Linked DNA regions of Homo sapiens: region 2 is linked to region 1. The links are chromatin contacts, found by POLR2A ChIA-PET in ENCODE. All regions are on one chromosome and are shown on one strand. The core of a region is the stretch at or near the end of the contact, and the rest is flanking DNA. Distances in the headings are between cores, read along the strand shown.

What was found. ChIA-PET counts read pairs that join two places held with the same protein, here RNA polymerase II (POLR2A).
Region 2: POLR2A ChIA-PET joins it to region 1 with 15 read pairs in AG04450. The contact joins two enhancer-like sites. POLR2A ChIA-PET finds 5 or more read pairs at or near these places in 2 of 52 experiments (AG04450 and naive thymus-derived CD4-positive, alpha-beta T cell).

The regions. Positions count from the first base shown.
Region 1 is chr6:132,058,964-132,062,877 of GRCh38, reverse strand. All of the region lies in intron 2 of CCN2-AS1 (CCN2 antisense RNA 1), which reads right to left. Among named protein-coding and RNA genes, the nearest start is that of MIR548AJ1, 54 kb to the left of the region's middle. Within about 2 kb of position 2,102, at least 2 of the 41 ENCODE cell types and tissues checked have a DNase peak (open chromatin) inside an H3K27ac peak, as active enhancers do.
Region 2 is chr6:134,517,920-134,521,833 of GRCh38, reverse strand. No RefSeq gene overlaps it. Among named protein-coding and RNA genes, the nearest start is that of LINC03002, 20 kb to the left of the region's middle. Within about 2 kb of position 2,198, at least 10 of the 41 ENCODE cell types and tissues checked have a DNase peak (open chromatin) inside an H3K27ac peak, as active enhancers do.

The DNA.
Region 1 (3,914 bases), core at 853-3,352:
TGAACTAGACAGTCAACTGTCCTATCTTCATGGAGCTATCAGTCCAGTTCAGTGGGTCATAATCCTGGCTGTGAATCAGAATCACCAGGGAGCTTTTTAAATAGACCGCTGACCGTGCCTGACCTAACACCAATTAAATCAAAGTCAAGACATGATTACAATATACTATGATAAACGTAATGATTGAGAAAAATAAAGAGATATTTTGAGAGCACATAGAAAGTACATACAACCCAGATTCAGGGCTAAGTAGAATGTTTTAAATAATGATTTATCAGTTAGCCTAGGAAATAAAGGGAAGTAAGGGAGATGGAAGCGTTCTGGACAAAAGGTGTATGAGATTCAAAGGCAGAGAGGCCCATTTCTGGGGTAGTACAGTGATGTCACTGCTTCTGATGTCATATAGCATGCAAGGAGAGAAAGACCACCAAAGAGACAGGATAAGTATGTAGGGGCCAGAGCAAGAAAACCCCAGATTCTCATACTGAGGAGGAGGTATTTATTCCTGAAATAATTAAAGCTTTGGAGGAAATTTAAACAAGAAATGTATGTGATACGACCCATTATTTTACTTTCTTTACCCTCAGGCCACGGACACGTATATTTTGCAGATCTAGAAGCAATAATACAGTAATCCCAAATTGAATCATCTCTTAATCCCTGAAGAAAATCAATCATTTGATCCGCTAAAGCGATCTGTCATTATTCCACTTAAATTCATGCCCGGCTTTTTCTGTTTCCCTTCCAGCAAAATCAATCATTTGTCTTGCTCCTAAGACTTTCTCAAGCCCAATCCCTGAGTGATGCTGGGGACACTTAACACCCTTGTTCCCAGGAAGAGGAGAAAGCACTGGGGTATGGAAAGCATAATTTGAGCTTTGTGCACAGTCCTCCAGTGGAAAGGGAAACTAAGTATCCCAAAGTTGTTTTTAAAGCATTTTGTCAGCTTGCTTACCTGATAAGGCAAGAAAGTGGATCATTTATTTTCCTGGGAAATTATGGTAATTTAAACTTTTTCTTCAGAGTGTCCTATAATTGCCTTCTGGGTTTCATGAAGCCCAAAACATGTTTTTGTTATTTATATCCCCTTATTTTTCCCCACTATTCATAAAGCAGTGAAAAACAGTTCTTACAAATAAGGGAAAATTCAAGTACAGTACCTGCTTGTGTGACTCAATATTTTAATTTGATTTAAAAATCAATAATTTATTTTAACTAAATGACAGACATTTTATTCCTATGTACAAAGAACTCAGAAATTCCACCCTACCTCCCACATCCCGTTTGGTCACAAGAGAGATAATGGCTGCATTGACAAGAACTATTTCCAGTTCCTGTCAAGGGTCATTTCAGAAAGAAAGCTCAAGCAAAAGCCTCACACTATTATTTTTATTTTAGAACATTTAAAAATAAATAACCAGTTATTGGTCTCAAGGGTCTTCCTGTTTCTGCAAATGAAAACCTTGGGAGAAAGTAGTTTTATGCTGGTGAAGCATCAGGTTGGTCAGATTAAAAGGGACCAAAGAGAACAGCCCAAACCCAAATCCTATTCCTCTGGAGCTACAAGTGAGATGCTGGGTTTTTTTCCCATTCGGTTTTCCTAGTGGCCTTATGGGGTCAATCATATGAGATGAATACTCACATGAGACAAATTTAGGTTTTAATTTCCTTTTAAGAGGAGCCAGACAACAGCATGCCACATCTTTTGACATCAGTACTAATAGCAGATACGAGTTGATGCCTTACTCTGTTCTAGGCACCATGCCACATGTTTTACATACCTCTTTTTATTTAGCTTATACAATAAACCCATCCCAAGACCCTTATGTACATCCCACTGATAGGAAAAGAGACACAGCCAATAAATGGCACAAAAGAGATTAGAATCCGTTTTTTAGACACAAAATTGAAAGCTCACAACCACTATGTATTTGTTTCTCTGTCATTAAACTGATTTTCCATGCAAATCATTGTCGTTCAGTATTCATATGATGCATATGTGACAAAGGCCCCAAGTAATGAACTGCTGCTCTCTGACTCATTACATACACATTTATGGTCTTTAGCTATGTATCACAAAGCTGCGGAACAGTATTTACATCTTCAGTGAGGCTCCAGCAGTTAACCATGAGCCAGCTGCAGGTCACCTGGCCTTACAAAACAATTCAAAGTTATATGCTCGTGTAGCTCTTTCCAGCCAGGAAATGGAAATAGAGTATTATTGATGGTATATTTGTTTTAGATTTGTTAGCCCTGAGATAGATTAATTGTCTGCTGAAATATTTATTCTTTTCTTCCTTGATAGTATCATTCCTGCTACTCTTGATACAGTCAGCATATTACCACTGAAAATTACTTTTTGTTCTCTTAATTCTACCTTCTGCTATTCTAACCCAGTGGTTAAAAATAAAAAAAAAAAAGTAAAAAACAAAACTGTCATTTTTTCATTCTATTGTTCATTCTGACATTTCTAGTTCAAGTCAATGTTGGCAATCATTCTTAATAGCCTCAATAATAACCCTTATTCAAGGATTTGAGAAAACAATGTGTGGAATCAGAGGAGCAATGTGTGGTATAGGGGGAGCAGTCTGTATTTTAGAGTAAGACTGGTTTAAACACTGGTGCCTATGCTTAACCTCTACAGTCCATGAGATTCTTATTTGTAAAACTTGAAAATTACTGCTTACTATGAAGAGTTGTTAAAAGGATTAAATATAAGGTATCTGAGGGCCAATAATTTTACATGTTTAAAATAAATGACACTTTATAAATGACAATACTTACAGTCCTATCCTTAAAGGCTGTTTTAAAACTATTTTCTTTTAAGAAATAGATTTTAAAAATTAAACAATGTCAAATACATTAGTGTCCAGTACAATAATAAAATCCTTTTAAGCAGGAACCTTAAGTGATAGCTTTATCTCTGCCATATTCATCTAGTCCAGTCCTGATAAACATCACAAGGAATAAGTGGGTAGGGTATAGAGTTTTAAAAATATAATTAAGAGCCTCCTTTTATGAAAATGTTTCTGTGACTATGAATTCCATGAAGATACTTTTTAAAACTTCATTTTTTTCTTACATCATTTCTGACTATTGTGTGTAAAATCTTTTACATCATCGTCATGAGAGTGCCAGCAAATGTTCATGAACATCACAGCGGGCTCGACTATGAACTTCTGGGTGAAGAGGCATCATGGTATCGTGGTCATGACACATGAATGGAAATCACACTTGAGTCTGAATTCTAGCTCTGACATATAAAGTGGTTTGATCTTCCTGAACTGTTTCCTTATCCATATGCTGTAAATATGATAGCTATAGTTGCCAGTATTAAGGACAATGATGCTGATGAAGGTGTACACATAGTAGGTGCTCAATAAATGTGTTTTTTCCTCTAATCTCTCTATTTGTCTTGACATACCTATTATTTGCACTTATTAGGTTAATTTGATTGAATCAATATTGTATAAATATATGAGATAAAAACACTTTACAAAATCCAGCTAAGCACAATAACCTTTTATTATAGGTAAGAAAATATGCCTCTTCTCACTTCATTTTCCAACTGGTCTATGAGTGCAGATATGCACACATGCATCTGTGGACACACGTCACAGACACATGCTGACATGCAAATTGCTTAATCTTGTTCCAGTTAATAACAAAAAGCAGAGCCTGGCAGCAGCACTGCAAACACACTTTTGTTTAGTGCTCCCCAGTGCCCCAGATAGCTGAGTGAAATACTTTATGGTTTAGTTGTTGCTGGACAGCAAAGCCATTTCGAGTGTTGCAGTGGGAACTGCAGTTTTCCAGTGGACATATAATCAGCCATGTCAGAAAATAAGAAGCCCTTATCTAACTCACAATTCAAAAGATATTGTGATATCCTCCTGAGGTCAATATCTGGTTAC
Region 2 (3,914 bases), core at 949-3,448, 2.5 Mb before region 1:
AAACAATATGCCACCTTCAAGCTAAAGATGAATACTTTTTTTTTTAGAGCATGAAAAGTTCTATTCCTTGGGTTGCTGTTCCATCTGTCCATAACTTTACAGAAAGTTAACTACCAGGAGCTCAAACTTAAGCAGATCATATGTGAGGTCATACATAAATTCATGGAAAAAAAGGAAGCCCTTCTTGCTGACAGATTTTGCTGTGAGCAATGGGATAGGGGCAGTTGTTTTCCTCCTGGGGCCTTAGTTTCTTTAACCTTGAATCTTCTTTTTCCTATTTCTGCATGACTGCCTTCATCTTTTCTTGGGATCTCAGCTTAAAGGTCACCCTAGAGTGATCTTTTCAGAGTAGGTGCCCTATTATATAATTGTCTCTGTAGCACCCGATCTAAGTTTAAGGTGCCCTATAATCGTCTACATAGCACTTATCATGAACTGATACTCTTGGTTTTTGTTTGTTTCATGTCAACCTCCTTGTAGTTGCAGAGCATGAACTCTGTCTTATTTGTTCTGTAATCTGGCACCTAGAGTGGTGCTTGGCAGGTCTTATGAGTTGAATTGTGCCTCCCAAAAAGATATGTTGATGTTCTGATCCACAATACATCAGCATGTGACATTATTTGGAATAGGGTTGTTGCAAATGTAATTGTTGGGATCGCAAGGAATAAGGTGTATCCTTAATCCCAAAAGACAGCTGCCCTTAGAAGAGAAAATAACACACAGAGAGGACACTGTCTGAAGACACAGACACGCAGAGAAGATGGCCATGTAAACAAGAGGCAGAGACTGAAGTTTTGTGCTGGAAATCAAGGAATGCCCAGGGCTACTAGAAGTGGATGAGACAAGCAAGGCTCCTCTCCCACAGGCTTGGGAGGGAGCACGGCCCCACCAACATGCAATTCCCTTTTCAAATGCTGAGGGCTGACACGCTACTCCCTCAACCAGGGGCCAAATATTTGCCTTAAAAATGAAACTAAAGTAAAAACAAGATTTTTGTAATAAAAACCGGCTGTATAGCAAACAGGATGAAATGTATCATTCTATTCCAGTTCTCTAGTTGGGCTTGAAATAATATTGTAATAAATTCATTAAAAGTACTAGTAGGAGGAAAATTTTTTACCATGATTTTGTGGTACAGTGGCTCCTGGCCACTGTAAATTTGCAAGTTTAAGCAAGGATCATTCAATAATTTTAAAATACTTTCCTCCCCCAGCTTTTTTTTGCAGCAGTAAGAGCATACCTCTGAGGCACTGTGAAGAATCTGATAGTCGAACTGAATGAAGCCAAGTCCAGTCTTTACGGAAAAATTTACACAACACTTCCAGGTGGGCAGATTCAAAGACAGGATGAATCATGGTTCAGTGCAGTGGTTCCTGGCTGTAATCCTAGCACTTTGGGAGGCCGAGGCAGGGGGACTGCTTAAGACCAGGAATTCAAGACAAATCTGGGGAACATAGTGAGACCCCGTCTCTACAAAAAATTTTAAAAAATTAGCCAGGTGTGGTGGCCCGTTCCTGTGGTCCCAGCTACTCAAGAGGCTGAGGCGGGAGGGTCACTTGAGCCCAGGAGTTTGAGGTTACAGCAAGCTATGATCGCACATCACTGCACACTAGCCTGGGTGACAGAGCGAGACCCTGTGACCCCCTTCCTCCCTGAAAAAAAAAAAAAAAATAGGATGAATCAGTGTCAAAATTATGAAGAAAAATATTCTGGGTTCTTAATTCTCAAGGTCTGCATGACCAAAATGGTAAGAGCTCAGAGGGTACAAATTCAAAATGTATTCATTGCTAGAATTGATCTTTAGTGACTGCATTTGAAAAATCTGAAACCACTTGAAAAACAATTGTATATGTGCATATACGTACATGCGTGCGTATGTGTGTGTGTGACCTGAAAAATTTCATTATGAGGTCCTTTATATGGCTACTGTAGCAAGTCCTTCAGTTTATACCAAATGTCTCCTCATAAATCAGTAAACCTCTTCATTTGTTCCTTGATAATGTAAGAGCAATTTCTTTAGAAGGCATATACTGTCCTATAACTGCAGCTTTCTCTTTGTCTCATCTGTACACAATACATAGAATTAAGCACAAAGAAGCAAATGGATGTACCAAAAACAAAGAGCAAACTTTGCAGGGAGTTACGTGCAGGGTCTGAGAGCATTTCCTGTCTCATAGATAGGAAGCATTTGCATCACGGCTTGTCATCTGCGCTGTCGGGCCCAGTGTCTCCTAACTTCCTGAAATAAAACCAGACTAAGCAAAACAATAAAAGTGACAATTTCTCTGTGTTTTGGAATTCCAAACTCCTATTACTGGAACATTAAATCTTTCAACCCTACTGGCTAATGTGCCTTCCAAAATTAACAGTGTTTTTGTAATGGTTTGTTTTTAAAATATAATGCTGCAATATACATTCCATATATTATAACAACTTCTTATTATTATTATTTTGAGATGGAGTTTCACTCTTGTTGCCCAGGTTGGAGTGCAATGGCGTGATCTTGGCTCACTGCAACCTCCACCTCCCAGGTTCAAGTAATTCTCCTGCCTCAGCCTCCTGAGTAACTGAGATCACAGGTGCCCACCACAATGCCCGGCTAATTTTCTATGTTTTTATTAGAGACAGGGTTTCACCATGTTGGCCAGGCTTGTCTCGAACTCCTGACCTGAGGTGATCCGCCCACCTTGACCTCCCAAAGTGCTGGGATTACAGGCATGAGCCACCGCACCCAGCCTATAACACTTATTTTAAACATTATTCCCAAATTCTGCTAATCTTTGTGTCAAGAGAAAAATACTGGCTTATTAAAATTTACTTTTCCTTTTACTCTTCTAAATGGCTTGAACAAAACTCATTCTCCCTTGAATGTTAATTGGGTTTCAGGTGTGGGCAGATGACAGAGAAATACATAATATAAAAACAATCCTTAGTTTTGTCTGTAAATTTATCTTTCTTGCCCTTCAAGTGTACTTGATGGTCCAGTGGTTTCCAACTGTGATACAAAATTTTCATTTGCCTTTATAAGAAATCATCTCGTATAAAGAAGTGGTCATATTTTATCAGCATCATCACCAACAAACACATCACCATCACCACTTTTTAATTTGTAGAAAATCCGGTCTTATCTGCCAAGTTGGCAAGATATCAAAAGAGCGTGTTTTAAGGTGGTTCAGTTCTGGATGAGTTTGGGAAGTTCATGGTCGAGTCTGGGGAGAACTTCTATGTCATAAACCTCCACATCACATAGGTTAACAGAGTAATAGAATTGTGTAGGTACAGAGACCTGATGAAACCTACTGACACCTCTGCTTTTCAAACCAAGAGAGTGCCCCTTCTAGGGTGCCCTTGGGAATGTGCAGCCATGAATTAGGTGTGCCTGGAGTAAAGGAACACACAAGACTGCGAGATGGGATGAGGTGAGTGTGAGTGAGTGCATGGAGAGAGGTTTAGGTAGGACATAATATCTATGTTTTAAATATCAAAACAAACTCAGATGATGGAAACGAATATAAATTTTTCATAAAATTTTAGGGAACAACTAACTTATTTTCTGTTTAGAGCAAGCATTCAGACCTGTAGAGAGTACAAATTCATTCAGCCCAGAAGAAACGCTTAAGGAGAGTGATCTGATCCCATGCTTTCATTATGCTGCAAGGAAATAGAAGTGATTTACCAGCCCACTAGAATCCTGGTTTTCTGACTGCCAGGCCTCAGCTCCAATTCATAGCTCTTTAAGAAAAGAGGAAATGCAGAATTAACTTCTATTAAATTTCATCCATGGGCCAGACAGGATGACGACTGCCAGGCATTGTCATCGTCACAAGCGGTGGTTACGAGCTCAGGCTCCCAGGCACACTTCTTCAGTGGGAAATTGGTTCCACCTCTTACCTGTGTGACTTTAGGCAGGTCAT